Regions from separate parts of the Homo sapiens genome. Here region 1 is linked to region 2. Evidence: read pairs that join two places in POLR2A ChIA-PET (ENCODE). Cell type or tissue: PC-9. All regions are shown on one strand. Links, peaks and the distances in the headings refer to the core of each region. The heading gives the core; the rest is flanking DNA.

Region 1 (5,429 bases), core at 303-5,302, 87 kb after region 2:
AAAAAAGAGTAAACCCTCAATGCTCTGAATGAAAATTTTATGATGGGAAAAAGTATAGGGGAAGGGCTTTTTACTCTTGCGTCCTTCACTCCAGCAGGGAGTAGAGCAGGTGGTTCTGATGGCTCTGGGGGGCCAGGAGGAAAGTTCTCCACATGTAGGTGCATTCATAGGTGCTAGGTGAATTGAATTGAAAACCTAGCATAGCCACGTGTACTTCATCTGCATAAATGATTCTCACTTCTATATATGTACCTTCTATCTGGTAAAATTATCTGAGACATAAAGGGGATACACGGCTCAAAACACTTTTAGTCCAGTGGTTCTCCATTCTCTCCTTCTGCTCTGAATGCCTGGGGCCCAATCCCTAGAATGCTTAAATTCTTTGCCCTCCCTGGTATGAGAAGGATTAATAGTGTATTCTTTGCCTAGAGAGGTGAAGGGAGGCCTAGGTTGCACAGAGACTGGTTCTGGGTAGGACAATGTAAGAGAGTTATAATGCCTTTTTATTTGGACATTTTTTGCTCGTAAGAGGATTGGCTAGATTCTGAAATGGGGAAAACGTTTCCTTTTAGTATACTTCACATTACTTGCCTGACACTCTTCCTAAAAGCAGAAGAAATGTTAGGGTAGGAAAAACTGGGAGGCACTTAAGTAGTTTATTTCCTCCATTCTCATTTCCATTTTATCTCTCTGTTTCCAGATTCAGGGAATTTTGCCTTTAATTATCCAAGTCTTTTCTCCATCTAATCTTAATGAATTTCTAATTACAGCTATTCTGTCAGATTGGATATTTGACTCCTCTTTCTGAATTTTTAATTAGATTTGCAGAGTAAATTAGAATAATAGAATCTTAGAACTGGAAGGAACTTCAGAAATAAGTGTAACCTCTCACTTTTTAAATAGACTTTATTTATTATTATTATTTTTTGAGCCGGAGTTTCGCTCTGTCGCCCAGGCTGGAGTGCAGTGGCGCAATCTCAGCTTATTGCAGCCTCTGCCTCCTAGGTTCAAGTGGTTCTCCTGCCTCAGCCTCTGAGTAGCTGGGATTACACCTGGGATTACAGGCATGTGCCACCATGCCCGGCTAATTTTTGTATTTTTAGCAGAAGTAGGTCTTCGCTATGTTGGCTGGGTTGTTCTCGAACTCCTGACCTCAAGTGATCCACCCGCCTCAGCCTCCCAAAGTGCTGGGATTACAGGCGTGAGCCACCACGCCCACCAATAGACTTTATTTTTTAAGAGCAGTTTTAGGTTCACAGAAAAATTAAGTGGAAAGTACAGGGAGTTCCCATATATCTATCTCCAGACAGCCTGGTATATTTGTTACAATTGATGAGCCCACCTTAATGCCTCAGTATCATCCAAAGTCCGTAGTTTACATTGGGATTCACTGTTGGAGTTGTATAGTCTATGAGTTTTGACAGATTAACCACTCATTTTGTAGTAAAGAAAATAAAATCCAAAAGATTTTGTGAAGTGACTTGTTCCAAATCATACAGCTGGGGAGTGGCAGAGCAAGTCCAGGAACCAATCTTTCCTTCCCTTTCACTCTCCCTTTCTGTGTTTAAAAAAGATCATATTTGCACATGGTACAAATTTAAGGACAAAAAACTTTATAGTGAAAAGTTAGTCTCTTTCTAACCTTGGTTCCCTGCACTGGCAATAATTCTTTCTGGAAACATCCATGTGTAATTGAACTGTGACCTTGAATTACAAGCAAAAGACCGAAAGAAGTATCTTCAAGGCTGTGGGAATTGCAAATGTTAGCTTTTCTAAATGCTTTGGTTCAGACTCTCTGGTATGGTGTAGCACCTTTGAGCCAGACAGACCTAGGTTGGAATCTGGCTCCAAAGTTGACTGTCCATGCAACTTTAGGTAACTTATTTAACACTTGATTTGTGAGGATGAAATAAGGTAACTTGGTGGGTTCGTGGCATATTGTAGCACATAAGTGCTCAAAAAACTGTCAGTTCTCTTTTGGTTCAGGGAAACTTGTTTTTTAAAAAGACGATCTTATGCAATATGTTCTGAAAGCATGCACAGTGCAAAATACTTGCTATATTAGGTAACTTGCCTTGTTCTTTTTTCCTCTCACAAGTCTTAATTACACTCAGCAAGTGCATTAGAAGTTCTGGAACACTACTATCAGAAAGATCACTGTAATGTTTTAGAAGGCTGTATTTGACTAGTTTAATCTTTAGGAGGTGTAAAATCAAGTTCCAGCCTGTACTGAATTTCAGTGTTAGGATTCAGTCAGCTTGATTCCGAATAGGCCCCTCATGTTTGTATTCCCACACATGTACATCCCTGTAAAAGAGAAGCCCATAAATTAAGAAAATATTTCCATTCACAATAGCATCAAACATATAAAACATTTAGGAAGAAATCTAACATTTGTATGGGGTATATATTTCACAAAATCTTTTAACATGAATTATCTTAATTGGTCCTTATGCCAAAAGCTTGATGCCTACATTATAAATGAGAAAATGGAGACTGAGAGCGACTGAAATGTCTTATCCATGTTCACTCATTTAACGTGTAATTTGGGGCAGTCACAAAGGTGACAGAAACAAAATTCATATCCAAGTTTCCTGACTACTGACTTCCCTGTGCTCTTTCAGCTACTCTGCAGTAGTCTCTAAGGGACATGCTTAGCAATGTCATGGAAGTCTATGAAATGAGAAATGGGGCATGTGGCCGGGTGTGGTGGCTCACGCCTATAATCCCAGCACACTTTGGGAGGCCAAGGTGGGCGGATCGCTTGAGGTCAGGAGTTCAAGACCAGCCTGGCCAATATGGTGAAACCCTGTCTTTACTAAAAATGCAAAAATTAGGCCAGGCGTGGTGGCTCATGTCTATAATCCCAGCACTTTGGGAGGCCAAGGCAGTTCGATCACCTGAGGTCAGGAGTTCAAAAACAGCCTGGCCAACATGGCGAAACCCCATCTCTACTACCAAAAAAATAAAAAATTAGCTGGATGTGGTGGTGGGTGCCTCTAATCCCAGCTATTCAGGAGGCTGAGGCAGGAGAATTACTTGAACTTGGGAGGCGGAGGTTGCAGGGAGCCGAGATTGCACCAGTGCACTCCAACCGGGGCAACAGAGTGAGACTCCATCTCAAAAAAAAAAGAAAAAAAAGACTTTGGGAGGCCGAGGTGGGGGGATCGCTTGAGGTCAGGAGTTCAAGATCAGCCTGGCCAACGTGGTGAAACCCCATCTCTACTAAAAATACAAAAATTAGCCGGGTGTGGTGGCTCATACCTATAATCCCACCTACTCAGGAAGCTGAGGCAGGAGAATTGCTTGTACCTGGGAGGCGGAGGTTGCAGTAGGCCGAGATCGCACCATTGCACTCCAGCCTAGGTGACAAGAGCAAAACTCCATCTCAAAAAAAAAAAAAAAAAGAAATTAGCTGGGCATAATGGGCATCTGTAATCCCAGCTACTCGGGTGGATGAGGCAGGAGAATCACCTGAACCGGGGAGGCGGAGGTTGCAGTGAGCCAAGATTGCACCACTTCTTTCCAACCTGGGTGACAGAGCAAGGCTCCCTCTCAAGAATTCAAAAAAAAGAAAGAAAGAAATGGAGCATGTGAGAACTGCTTTCTGTTTTGTTTTATTTTGTTTGCTTTGAAACAGAAACACGTTTATTCTTAATGTTTTTGACCATTTTGATTCCACCCACTTTTTTCTTTCTCTTTTAAATTTCTAGCCATTCCTTCCAGAAAAATTCCATCCTCCAGATATTGAAGTTAGATGCTGTACAAGCCAATGTACAGTCCAGCTTTGCTCAGTCTGCTCTCCCTTCCATGGCTGAAGTTCTATGATTCTGCTCTGTTAGTTAGCACTGATGGAATCACCTGTAGCTACAGCTTAAGGAAGGAAGGAAGAAAGGAAAGAAGGAAGGGAAGGACGGAGGGGAGGAGGGAGGGAAAGGGAAAGAAAAGGAAAGGGGGAGGGAGGGAGGGAAAGGAAAGAGGGAGGGAAGGAGGGAGGGAGAGAGGAAGGAAGGAAGGCAGGGAGGAGGGAGGGAGAGAGGAAGGAAGGAAGGCAGGGAGGAGGGAGGGAGGGAAAGAGAAAGGAAATGCATAGGGCATTGTAACTTCCCCACAAAAATAGAGCTTTTGAGAAAATAGCAGCCTACTTTGTTCATTTATTCTTTGATTCAATCAGTCACAGAAACATTTATCAGGTATTTACTGAAAGCCAGACACTTTGCCAGGTTCACAAATACAGAAATGATTAAAAACCAACTGCTGCCTTCAAGGCGTTCCTAGTCAAGTAGACAAAGAGTTACAGTAGTGTGTGGGCCATAGCTAAGATCATCCTATCGCTTATTGCAGAGCAGCCCTCTAAGCTTAGATGAAGAATTGTAAGGCTTAACCACAGACGCCTCATATCATAGCTGGCTGGATCTGCGAAAGAAAGCCGAGGTGCAATTAGGAAGAAATGTGGAAATCCCCAGACTGCCACTGGGGTTGTTGGTACCAGTCTGTATCCTTGCCTAATCTGTTTTCATTGATCCACATTGGCCTCTGACTTTGCCCCTCAGCTCTTGCTACATGTTTGTATTTGAAAAGCCACGGGTAAGTGGAGGTTCAGTCTTTCTTTTTTTTTTTTTTTTGAGACGGAGTCTCTGTCTGTTGCCCAGGCTGGAGTGCAGTGGTGTAGCATGATCTCGGCTCACTGCAACCTCCGCCTCCTGGGTTCAAGGGATTCTCCTGCCTGAGCCTCCCGAGTAACTGGGATTATAGGCACCCACCACCACATCCAGCTAATTTTTTGTATTTTTAGTAGAGACAGGGTTTCACCATGTTGCCAGGCTGGTCTTGAACTCCTTACCTCAGGCAATCTGCCCGCCTTGGCCTCCCAAAGTGCTGGGATTACAGATGTGAGCCACTGCACCCGGGCCAGGTTCAGCCTTTCTTCCAGGCATCCTTTCACTTAACCCCAGAGAGGCTTTTATCACACCACGCAATTGAAAAGCTACCTTAAGTTCTCTCCCTTCACTTCTTCAGCTTTCCCATATCTTGGTATTTTGTTTGGGGATCCCTAGTTGTGGAAATACCTAGAGTAACCAGAAAACCTTTCAACTGAACATGATTTCATCTTTAAAGGACTAACTTCAGGACTGATAGCATAACAGAAAGCATATGAGGAAGAGTTAGAAACTTGTTACATCTGGTCACATTGAAACTTCAGTTGTTTTGCATTTTTTGTTGGAGTGGTGGTTAATTTTTTTCAACTAGTCTCACGTCTTAATGATTGAGGTACCAAAAGGGAATGAAGGAAATGAGCAAACTTGCAGTCAAGTCAGAGAATCATAGATGAGATACGAAAGAGGCCTTACAGCACCATTCATCCAACCTTGTTTCACAGATAAGGAAACAGAGAAGTCCACTGATTTGTGTTAAGTCACACAACTGGT
Region 2 (5,331 bases), core at 43-5,042:
GATGGTTACCTATTTGAATGAGTCCTTTGAGATTCTAATGTATAGTGTAGATGCTTCAACCACAGCTTCTCCAGTTTTAGAGTATTAATACTTTTTAAAGTTTTAGTTACTTTTATTTATTTATTTTTTGAGATGGAGTCTCGCTCTGTTGCCCAGGCTGGAGTGCAGTGGCGCAATCTCAGCTCACTGCAACCTCCACCTTACAGGTTCAAGAGATTCTCCTGCCTCAGCCTCCCAAGTGGCTGCAATTACAGGCGCCTGCCACTAAACCTGGCTAATTTTTTTTTGTATTTTTAGTAGAGACAGGGTTTCATCATGTTGGCCAGGCTGGTCTCAAGCTCCTGACCTCAAGTGATCTGCCCACCTTGGCCTCCCAAAATGCTGGGGTTACAGGCATGAGACACTGTGCCCAGTCGAGAAGTTACTTTCTAGACAAGATAATATTTTCAATTGACAAGAAGATGAGAAAGAAATCAGAGCACAAGGAAGTCATCCTGTAGTTGTGAAGAACATTATGGTGATAGCTTTGTTGTTCTGTCACCAGATTATGGTTTGTTTTGGTTGTGTTTGGTTTTGTGGGAGTCTTCCCACAAGTTCGCTCTTTGGAGAAGGAATGCTCTTGTCTTTAATCTGTCCAATTTCCTAATCTCTGTGATTTCTGCCCTGCAGTGAATTTTGAAGATTGCACCGGTCGACAAAGGACAGCCTATTTTTCCCTCGACACCCGATTCAAAGTGGGCACAGATGGTGTGATTACAGTCAAAAGGCCTCTACGGTTTCATAACCCACAGATCCATTTCTTGGTCTACGCCTGGGACTCCACCTACAGAAAGTTTTCCACCAAAGTCACGCTGAATACAGTGGGGCACCACCACCGCCCCCCGCCCCATCAGGTATGTTGGCATTTTTCTGAGAAGTTCGCTGTTGTTTTAGTGCGCTGTCTAATCCAGGTTTCTCAGCCTTGGTACCGTTGACATTTTGGGCTGGATGATTTTGTGTTGTAGGGGTTGTCCTGTGCACTGTGTAGGATGTTTAGCAAGCATCCCTGGCCTTAACTGGTTAGACACCAGTAGCACTTCCACCAGTTATGACAACCCAAAGTATCTCCACATGTTGCCCATGGCCCCTGGGGGGACAAATCAGCCCAAGTTGAGGGCTCTTGGCCTAACTGAATAATTCTTGCTGGAGTTTTTGGGGTGTGGGGATCGGGTAGTGTAGAAGAGTGGTAAAGGCCTGAACACCGTCTGGGACTGAATCTCAGCCGTGCTATTTACTACTTGGGTAATGTTGGAGGAATTACGTCACCTGTCTATGCTTGAGCTTCCTTATCTGTAAAATGGAGATAACAGTGAGGATGGAATTAATTAATACATGTGAAATGCTAAAAATACGCAAGGCATACTTAGTCATTGTTAGCTGTCTTTACCACTCCCCTCTTGGGGGAAGAAGAATGAATGAGAGCTGGATTCTTCTCTCTCTCTCTCTTTTTTTTTTAAGACGTAGTCTCACTCTGTGGCTCAGGCTGGAGTGCAGTGGCGTGACTCACAGCAACCTCCACCTCCCCAGTTCAAGTGATCCTCCTGCCTCCACCTCCTGAGTAGCTGGGATTACAGGCGCCCGCCACCATACCCGGCTAATTTTTGTATTTTTAGTAGAGGCAGGGTTTCACCATGTTGGCCAGGCTGGTCTCGAATTCCTGACCTCAAATGATCTGCCTGCCTCAGCCTCCCAAAGTGCTGGAATTACAGGAGTGAGCCACTGCGCCTGGCCAAGAGCTGGATTCTCTGATCATTTTGCTTTTTGTGCTTCCAGTAAGAAGAGCCTTGGTGAAGAAGGAGAAGAACCAGTGGGCAGCTCTTACCCCATTAGACTATAACCTCCACAAGACCCTTCCCCATTGTATTTGCAGTGCCTGGCCTTAGGTCTGGCCCATACCAGGAACAGACAAACAGATGAATTGGCCATGAATGGAAGGATGGATGGATGTCTGCCTGGGTTCTTGGCAGGAATGTTTCTAGGGGTTGTTATTCGAAGCCAGTTTCTCAAGTGCTCCCGTGGTGCTTCCTACCGAAATGTCTCTCTGGGGGATATTCTGGTTGTGTCCTGCTTACTGCTTTGGACGTGTGGAATATGTTGTAAGTGCCAGGGCCAGTAAGATTGGCATCTTCTTTTCTCGCTGAAGACTCTTGATATTCTTGGAACTTAATGGTCCTCCCGATCTGATTTTTCTCCCTGGTGTAATTAGACCAGAAAAATGAGGAATCTAATACTATAGGACCATATTAACTTAGCTCCTTGACTCAAAGTCTCCAAGGGTCCCCATCATTCATGTGAAAAAAACTCAGCACAGTGAGTCCTTGCCAGGCAGCTGTGTGTGGAAGCCTCTTATGATCCAGAGACAGTTTTATTTTTTTAGAGACAGATTCTTGCTCTGTCTCCCAGGCTGGAGGGCAGTGGTGCAATTTCGGCTCACGGCAACGTCTGCCTCCTGGGTTCAAACAATTCTTCTGCCTCAGCCTCTCAAGTAGCTGGGAATACAGGAGCCCATCACCATGCCTGGCTGATTTTTGGATTTTAGTAGAGATGGGTTTCATCATGTTGGCCAGGCTGGTCTCGAACTCCTGACCTCAAGTGATCTGCCCACCTCAGCCTCCCAAAGTGCTGGGATTATAGGTTTGAGCCACTGAGCCCGGCTGCAGGGACAGTTTTGAGCTTGGGTCTTCAACTTTTCTTCCACATCTCTTGAACTTTGTTTCTGCCTCCATGTCTGCTGTATCATGATTGGGTTCAAGTGCATGTTATATAAATCTCCAATTGTCGTGGTTTATGTCGTGGTTTATTCCTCAAGTTAAGGAAGCCCTAGGGTAAGCTGTGCCCAGTATGGAGACTTGATAGTCATCAAGAGCCCAGGTTCCCCCTTTCCTTTTTGCTCCGCCATCCTCAGCACATGACCTCATCCTCAAGGAGACCTCGTGATCCCAGATGGCGGCTGGAGCTCCAGTCATCATGTCTTTTTTTATTTTTTTAATCATGTCTTTATTCTAAGCAATAAGAAGGAGAAAGGAGAAGCATAAAAATTCATTACTTAGTTATCTGTCTGCCTTTTTTTTTTTTTTTTTTTTTTTTTTTTTGAGATGGAGTCTCGCTCTGTCACCCAGGCTGGAGTGCAGTGGCGCGATCTCAGCTCACTGCAAGCTCCACCTCCCGGATTCATGCCATTCTCCTGCCTCAGCCTCCTGAGTAGCTGAGACTACAGGCATCCGCCACCACGCCTGGCTTATTTTTTGTATTTTTAGTAGAGACGGGGTTTCACCGTGTTAGCCAGGATGGTCTCGATCTCCTGACCTTGTGATCCACCTGCCTCGGCCTCCTAAAGTGCTGGGATTACAGGTGTGAGCCACTGCGCCCGGCCCTATCTGCCTTTTAAGAAACCTTTGTGGAATTCTCCACAAGCAACACTTGAGAAACACTGGCCAAAATTTAGCCTCATGACCACATCTAGCTGCACATGCAGTGTAGGGAATGTAGTCTTTCATATGAATACATTTCTGGAATGTATATTCCAGAATTACAAAATTGAGATATATATTGGAGAGATAGGTTTTTATTTTGTTTTTAATCAGAAACAAAGAGTGGATATTGGGTGGTAGGTAGCAGATTATGCCTCAGCTGGTTTGAGATTCACCTTGGTTTGTCTCTATAGTTCAAAGGATCCTTCTGGAACCAGGTGGTACTGTAATTAGATGGCAGTCTTACCTCGCTTTCATTATATATTGATTAATTTTTAACTTTTTTAAAAAACAACATATCCAGGTAACAAAATCTTTTTTTTTTTTTTTTTTTTTTTGGAGACAGAGTCTTGCTCTGTCACCCAGGCTGGAGTGCAGTGGTGGGAACACAGCTCACTGCAGCCTTGACCTCCCAGGCTCAAGCAATCCTCCTGCCTCAATCTTCCATGTAGCTGGGACCACAGGGTGCACCACCATGCCCAGCTAATTTTTTTTTTTTTTTTTTTTTTTGTAGAGATAGGGTTTCACTTTGTTGCGCAGGCTCAAAATCTCTAAATTTGTGTAAGAATAGATCTTAGTCTCTAGTCCTTTCATCTTATTTGGGTGAGTTTTCTCAGTCTGGCATCCTTCCTTTCTTTTCTTTTTACTTTTCTTTTCTTCTTCTTCCATTTCCCTTCCTTTTGTGTTTTTAGTACAGATGGGGTTTTACCATGTTGGCCAGGCTGGTCTTGAACTCCTGACCTCAAGCAGTCCACCTGCCTTGGCCTCCCAAAGTGCTGGGATTATAGGCGTGAGCCACCGTGCCCCACCTGGTATCCTATTTTTCTGAGGGATCACTTCCACGTGCAGTGTTTTCAGGCATGACTCCCTTTCATTTAACACATGAAAATGTTAGTGTGATGTTTTGCCAGCACAGTGTTCATCATTATTCATTCTCTGAAAATATTCCACAGTCCTGGTGTCAGCAAGGCATGCATGTTCCTTTCCTTTCATTGTGATAACTGGGTTTGCATTCATCCATCAGTGCCCATGTGCTCACCATGGCTGTGCAAGGTGGCCAGTTTTTGTTGTTGTTTTGTTTGTTTGTTTTTGTTTCTTTTTTGAGATGCAGTTTCACTCTTGTCACCCAGGCTAGAGTGCAATGGCACAATCTCAGCTCACTGCAACCTCCACCTCCTGGGTTCAAGCAATTCTTCTGCCTCAGCCTTCTGAGTAGCTGGGATTACAGGTGTGCACCACCACACCCAGCTAATTTTTGTATTATTAGTAGAAACAGGATTTCACCATGTTGGCCAGGCTGGTCTTGAGCTCACCTCAGGTGATCCACCCGCCTCAGCCTCCCAAAGGAAAAAGCCTGCTGGGATTACAGGCATGAGCCACCAGGCCTGGCCAAGGTGGCTGTTTTAAGGCTTAGGATACAGTGGTTTTTCTGGGATTGGTTTTTGTTTTTGTTTTTGAGACAGAGTCTCGCTCTGTTTCCCAGGTTGGAGTGCAGTGACACAATCTCGGCTCACTACAACTTCTGCCTCCCAGATTCAAGCTATTTTCTTGCCTCAGCCTCCTGAGTAGCTTGAATTACAGGCACATGCCACCATGCCTGGCTAATTTTTGTATATTTATTTATTTATTTATTTATTTATTTATTTATTTATTTATTTTTGAGACAGAATCTCTCTCTGTCATCCAGGCTGGAGTGCAGTGGCATGATCTCAGCTCACTGCAACCTCTGCCTCCCGGGTTCAAGCAATTCTCACGCCTCAGCCTCCCAAGTAGTTGGGACCCCGTGTGTGCCACCATGCCCGGCTAATTTTTGTATTTTTAG

Evidence for each region. Peaks named below come from ENCODE experiments on the same cell type or tissue, not always from the same donor. Only the 100,000 strongest peaks of a DNase experiment are listed, where the experiment ranks them.
Region 1: POLR2A ChIA-PET joins it to region 2 with 9 read pairs; 2 of 35 experiments call an interaction of 5 or more read pairs at or near these places.

Annotation. Positions count from the first base shown.
Region 1 is chr16:68,887,903-68,893,331 of GRCh38, forward strand. All of the region lies in intron 7 of TANGO6 (transport and golgi organization 6 homolog), which reads left to right. Among named protein-coding and RNA genes, the nearest start is that of TANGO6, 47 kb to the left of the region's middle. In PC-9, for the core only: no CTCF peak of the experiment used is centred there; no DNase peak of the experiment used is centred there.
Region 2 is chr16:68,801,001-68,806,331 of GRCh38, forward strand. It overlaps CDH1 (cadherin 1), which reads left to right. Exons shown (of 16, transcript NM_004360.5): 3 at 670-893. Among named protein-coding and RNA genes, the nearest start is that of TANGO6, 40 kb to the right of the region's middle. In PC-9, for the core only: no CTCF peak of the experiment used is centred there; no DNase peak of the experiment used is centred there; H3K27ac peaks cover 1,296 bases.